Regions from separate parts of the Homo sapiens genome. Here region 1 is linked to region 2. A link is an interaction called in ENCODE POLR2A ChIA-PET data of the cell type or tissue named here. Cell type or tissue: B cell. All regions are shown on one strand. Links, peaks and the distances in the headings refer to the core of each region. The heading gives the core; the rest is flanking DNA. Region 1 overlaps OSBPL9 (oxysterol binding protein like 9). Region 2 overlaps EPS15 (epidermal growth factor receptor pathway substrate 15).

What was found. Peaks named below come from ENCODE experiments on the same cell type or tissue, not always from the same donor. Only the 100,000 strongest peaks of a DNase experiment are listed, where the experiment ranks them.
Region 1: POLR2A ChIA-PET joins it to region 2 with 6 read pairs; 2 of 35 experiments call an interaction of 5 or more read pairs at or near these places.

The regions. Positions count from the first base shown.
Region 1 is chr1:51,775,580-51,778,404 of GRCh38, forward strand. OSBPL9 (oxysterol binding protein like 9) reads left to right here. Exons shown (of 24, transcript NM_024586.6): 15 at 1,254-1,339. Among named protein-coding and RNA genes, the nearest start is that of MIR761, 59 kb to the right of the region's middle. In B cell, for the core only: no CTCF peak of the experiment used is centred there; no DNase peak of the experiment used is centred there; H3K27ac peaks cover 1,012 bases.
Region 2 is chr1:51,427,318-51,430,142 of GRCh38, forward strand. The region is part of intron 12 of EPS15 (epidermal growth factor receptor pathway substrate 15); the gene reads right to left. Among named protein-coding and RNA genes, the nearest start is that of EPS15-AS1, 90 kb to the right of the region's middle. In B cell, for the core only: no CTCF peak of the experiment used is centred there; no DNase peak of the experiment used is centred there; H3K27ac peaks cover 117 bases.

The sequences.
Region 1 (2,825 bases), core at 133-2,632, 350 kb after region 2:
TTGTCTCCACCATAGCTTGCTTGCATTTATTTATTTATTTATTTATTTAGAGATGGGGTCTTGCTCTGTCACCCAGGCTGGAGTATAGTGGTGCAATCTTGGCTCACGGCAACCTCTGCCTCCTGGGTTCAAGTGATTCTCCTGCCTCAGCCTCTCGAGTAGCTGGGACTACGGGTGTGCGCCACCACACTCAGGTAATTTTTGTATTTTTAGTAGAGACGGGGTTTCACTGTGTTGGCCAGGCTGGTCTCGAACTCCTGACCTCGGGTGATCCACCCACCTCAGCCTCCCAAAGTGCTGGGATTATAGGCACAAGCCAGTATGCCCAGCCTCCACCACAGCTTTTAACACAGGACCTTGAATATAGTGGATATGTAGTTATTACTAAATGTTAAGAAATTTTTGCTTACTCTGGGGTGTTCTACTTCGTAATGAATAATTGATAATCTGATACTCATTTCAAAAACTCTTCTCCCATTCCCATTCTCTAATGAAATTCTTCTCTTTTTTTCATTGGTTAATCATCTTTCTCATGTCTTCCCGTATTCCAGTTTGTTGGTTCCCAGTCTGTATTCTTTTCTTCTTTTTGTTTATTCCTTTAATTGCTCATTTAAAAGTTTCTTACTGTGTAAATAGTAGTGAGAGCGCGAGTGTGAATAAAACTTAATTCTTGGATTGTAGGTGCTCATCATGTATTTCCTATACACTTGTCTAATGATGATAGAGCAACAGCAGTAGAAAGTGCACACACGCCCCAAACTCAGATCCAGTTTGAATTCCACATTAATAATGGGACAATTAATAGTGGGACGCTGAGCTTCATATTTCTTCACTGTAATAATTTCTTCATCATAGGGCTATTGTAATATAATATGTATGTAATATACAAATAATAAAATAATGTATATGTAATGTCCAGCAGATAGGAGGCATCAAAGGATTCCTCTGAGTGAGTTTGTTGAGTAGTTTGTTGTTGTTACTATACTTAGGGAGAAAAAGGAAGTTTCACAGAGGAAGTGACATTTGAACATTCAAAAGTCTTTCTCTGTTTTTGATCTGCTAGGCAGGTTAATGGTCATTTCTGAATCTGACAGGTTGAGAATTAGTTTTTGGAGCATGCCTGGGCAATATGTGGTGGATGTTACCATGATTTGAATGAGGTGGTGTTTTGTTTTGTTTTCTTTTTTTTTTTTTTAGTCTGTTTATCTGAAGAGAAATTTGATCTTCAAGGGTCAAATGTGTATGTTTTTCAGGTAGTTCTTCCAACGTTTATTCTTGAAAGAAGATCTCTTTTAGAAATGTATGCAGACTTTTTTGCACATCCGGACCTGTTTGTGAGGTATTTGACTGAACATGGTAGTTTCCAACGTTTACAGATGTTACTCAGCAGCTTTCTGCCTTTTATTTTGCAGGATAGATGGATTCCTTGTCACCTTTCAAACATTTCTGGGTATTCTGTGGTATTGAATAATGTGTTTACACTGGTTGCCTGTTTGCTTAAAGTTATATGGTGGCGATGTTAGGCAACCAAGTTTAACACTTTAAAAAATTCTCAAGAGCCCGTTAATAGGTAGCCAATATTCACAAGGCCAATGGTATAAGTTTATTTAATCCAGGCACTGGCAATCACTGTCAAATTATTTGTACTATATCCTAATGAAGCTTAATTTTCTGAGTTCAGCAAACCTTTCCAAAGCACCTGTTGTTTGCTAGGCACTTTCTTACAAGTTGGAGAAAGGAAAAGTCATGTCTGCCCTTGAGCTTACAATATAGTATCCAAATTATAGATGATTTATAAATTTTAAATATAAAGCTTGCAATATTATATATGTGTATATGTATGAGATAGAAGTAATGTAAAGGTGAAATTGATTTACAAGGAGGTGAGTTCACATTGCCTTTCGCTGGTAGCAGGAAATTTTTTTGTAATGGGGAATGTTGTTAGTTCGTCTTCTCTGCATTCCTTAGTCTCAGACTGTGGTTTACTGAAGCTAGATACATATCACTGAAGTTTCTTGCTGGGTGGATACATTGGCTGACATTGATAAATATATATTTTTTTTTTCTTGATGAAGATTTAAAAGAATAACCAATTCCCCAAAGGCAGAAATTTAAATAAATATGGCAGTGTTTAAATTAACAGATAATTTAAGAAGTAAAATTTAAGCATTTATTAGTAACGTGTAAGCAAAAATGGAACGTACCAGTTGTTCATTGGGTATAGATTTGAGATTTAAGGGTAGTTTTTATGTGTGAGAATTTAAACTTTGAGGCCCCCAGAACTATTTACAGGCCAGTTGCAGTGGCTCATGCCTGTAATCCCAGCACTTTGGGAGGCCAAAGTAGAAGGATTGCTTGAAGCCAGGAGTTTGAGACCAGCCAGGGCAACACAGCACAACCCTGTCCCTACAAAAAAAAATTTTTAATAATAAGCCAGGCTTGGTGGTGTGCACCTGTAGTTCCAGCTACTTGGGAGGCTAAGGCAGGAGGGTCATGCAGTCCCAGCAATTTGAGGCTGGGACTGTGAGCTATAATCACACCACTGCAGCTTGGGTGACAGAGCAAGACCCTGTCTTAAAAAAAATAAAAGTACAGTTCAAAAGCCAGTAGATAAGATTAAACGGAATCATACAAATACTCCATTAATTCTAAGAAAGGAGAAAAGGAGAAATAATGGCATGAACAAGGAACAAAGGGGGCATGTAGAAAACCTATTAAAATGGTAGAGTTAATCCCAACTATATCAACAGTTACCACTCCATTTAATGTCAGACTGGATTAAAAAAGCAGGATTTATCTATATGATATTTTCAAGAGAGAAACTT
Region 2 (2,825 bases), core at 250-2,749:
TTACTCAATAACACATACTGAATCCTATTACATACTTGTCACTATGCTATACTTAGGAGGTACATAAAACCAGTGAGATAGGCACCTGTCATTAAGAAGCTCTTAATTCAGTGTATGTGAACACACACCTGGTGTGAGGGGTTGGGGATAAGAATATAAAGAGATAATTACAATGCAGTGTACTAGGTGCTACAACAGGTAAGCACTGTGGGACAGGTAAGGTGCTATTGGAACACAGAGAATGGGAACTTGACTCTCCCTGAAGGAGGTCAGAAAAGGCCTCCTTGGTATCACTGAAGGCAGGATGATTAATTGCAAAGTGAGCTGTGCAGATAATAATGTCATATTTACAATATAAATTACTCCAGTCTGAGAATACTGTGTGATGGAGGTGAGAGACTTCAGCTAAGCCTTGAAGGAAAGAGTAAATGTCAGGTAAGAAAATGGTATTTCTACTAGAGAGAGCTTACGTAAGAAAGCACAGAAGATGTTGGCAAAACAGCAGTAAGAAGCAGACTAAGAAGAAAACTCAAATTTGATAAAATATCTGCATCTACAGATCTAAAAAGCTCAATGAACTCCAAGTAGGATAAACACAAAAAGACTCACACTGAGACACATTATAATCAAACTGTTGCAATAATCTTTAAAATAGCAAGCAAGAAGAAAAGCAACTTGTCAATTTGTGACATATAATCAATCCTTAATAAGATTATCAATGGATTTCTCAGCAGAAACTTGAAGGTCAGAAGGCAATGAAATGATATATTTAAAGTGCTGGAAGGAAAAAAAAAACCTGTCAACTGAGAATTCTATACCTGACAAAACTGTGCTTCAAAAACATGAGGGAGAAATTAAAATATTCTCAGACAAACAAAGGCTGAGGGAGTTCATTACTTCTAGATCTACCCTACAATAAATGCTAAAGGGAGTCCTTCAGGTTAAAATGAAAGGATGCTAGACAGTAACTGAAAGCCATATGAAGATAAAAAGATCTCCAGTAAAGGTAAATACATGGACAAATGTAAAAACCAGTATTACTGTAATTTTTGTTTACAACTCCACTTTATACTTTCTATAGAATTTAAGAGACAAATGCATAAAAAAGAATTTATGAATCTGTTAGTAGATACACAATGTATAAAGATATAGTTTGTGACATCAATAACATAACAGGGGGAGTTCTGATACAGTTTGTGACATCAATAACATAACAGGGTGAGAATGGGCCAGGTGCAGTGGCTCACTCCTGTAATCCCAGCACTTTGGGAAGCTGAGGCGGATGGATCACCTGAGGTCAGGAGTTCGAGACCAGCCTGGCCAACACAGTGAAACCCTGTCTCCACTAAAAATACAAAAATTAGCTGGGTGTGGTGGCAGGCGCCTGTAATCCCAGCTACTTGGGAGGCTGAGGCAGGAGAATCACTTGAACCCAGGAGGCAGAGGTTGCAGTGAGCCGAGATTGCACTGCTGCACTCCAGCTTAGATGACAGAGCAAGACTCCATCTCAAAAAAAAAAAAAAAAAAAAAAAGTGAGGGTAAGGCAGAGGAGAGAATGGAGCTGTATAGGACCAGAATTTTATTTGTGTCTTTAAAGACAGAGTGTCTCTGTTTCCCAGGCTGGAGTGCATTGGTGTGATCATAGCTCACTGCATCCTCGAACTCCTGGCCTCAGGCAGTCCTCCCGCCTCAGCCTCTCAAGTAGCTAGGTCTACAGGTATGCACCACCACAGCCAACTAATTTTATTTTCTGTAGAGACAAGGTCTCACTATGTTGCCCTGACCTCAAGCAATCCTCCCATCTTGGCTTCCATATTCCTGGGATTACAGGCGTGAGCCACCACGCCTGGCCAGGAGCACAGTTTTGTATGGGACTGAAGTAAGTTGATATCAATTCCAATTAGATTATTCAGTCTGGGATGATAAAGTTCTGGAGATTCATAGTGGTGATAACTACACAATTACTGTGAATGTATTTAATGACATTAAGTACATTTAAAATTGACAACAAAAGAGTGAAACTCTGTCTCAAAAAAAAAAAATTACCACTTTAAAATTTTAACCACTTTAAGTGTACAATTAATGACACTGAATTGTACACTTTAAGTAGTTAAAAATTTAAAGTAGTAAATTTTATGTTATGTATATTTTATGATAATAAAAAATTAATGAAAAAAAAGTAGAGAGATGAGAAAATTCTAGACAGACTAACTTACCTAGAATGGAAGGTTCATGTGTGGTTAAATAAAGCTGAAATGGTAAATCAGAAAAAGATTATAAAGAACTTCTGTACTAGGTAAAGACAGCCTTTTACTGTTGTTGTTGGTTTTTTTTTTTTTTTTCTTTTTTTTGAGATGAAGTCTCACTTTGAAGCCCAGGTTGGAGTGCAGTGGCGCGATCTTGGCTCACTGCAACCTCTGCCTCCCGCATTCAAGTGATTCTCCTGCCTCAGCCTTCCGAGTAGCTGGGATTACAGGCATCCGCCACCACGCCTGGCTAATTTTTGTATTTTTAGTAGAGATGGGGTTTCACCTTATTGGGCAGGCTGGTCTTGAACTCCTGACCTCAGGTGATCCACCCACCTCAGCCTCCCAAAGTGCTGGGATTACAGGTGTGAGCCATCGTGCCCAGCCAAGACAGACTTTCAATACACAGGAAATGGTGAGTCCCTTAGAGGTTTCTGAGACATGCTTCTTTGAACACCGAATGGCATTATTTAGCAACACAGCTCTTCTTTCCTGTCTGGCTTGTGGAGGAAGAGAGGAAGCAGAGGCTCTTATCGCTCAGAAAGCTGATGACAATTGCTAGAAAGGCAATAAAACACC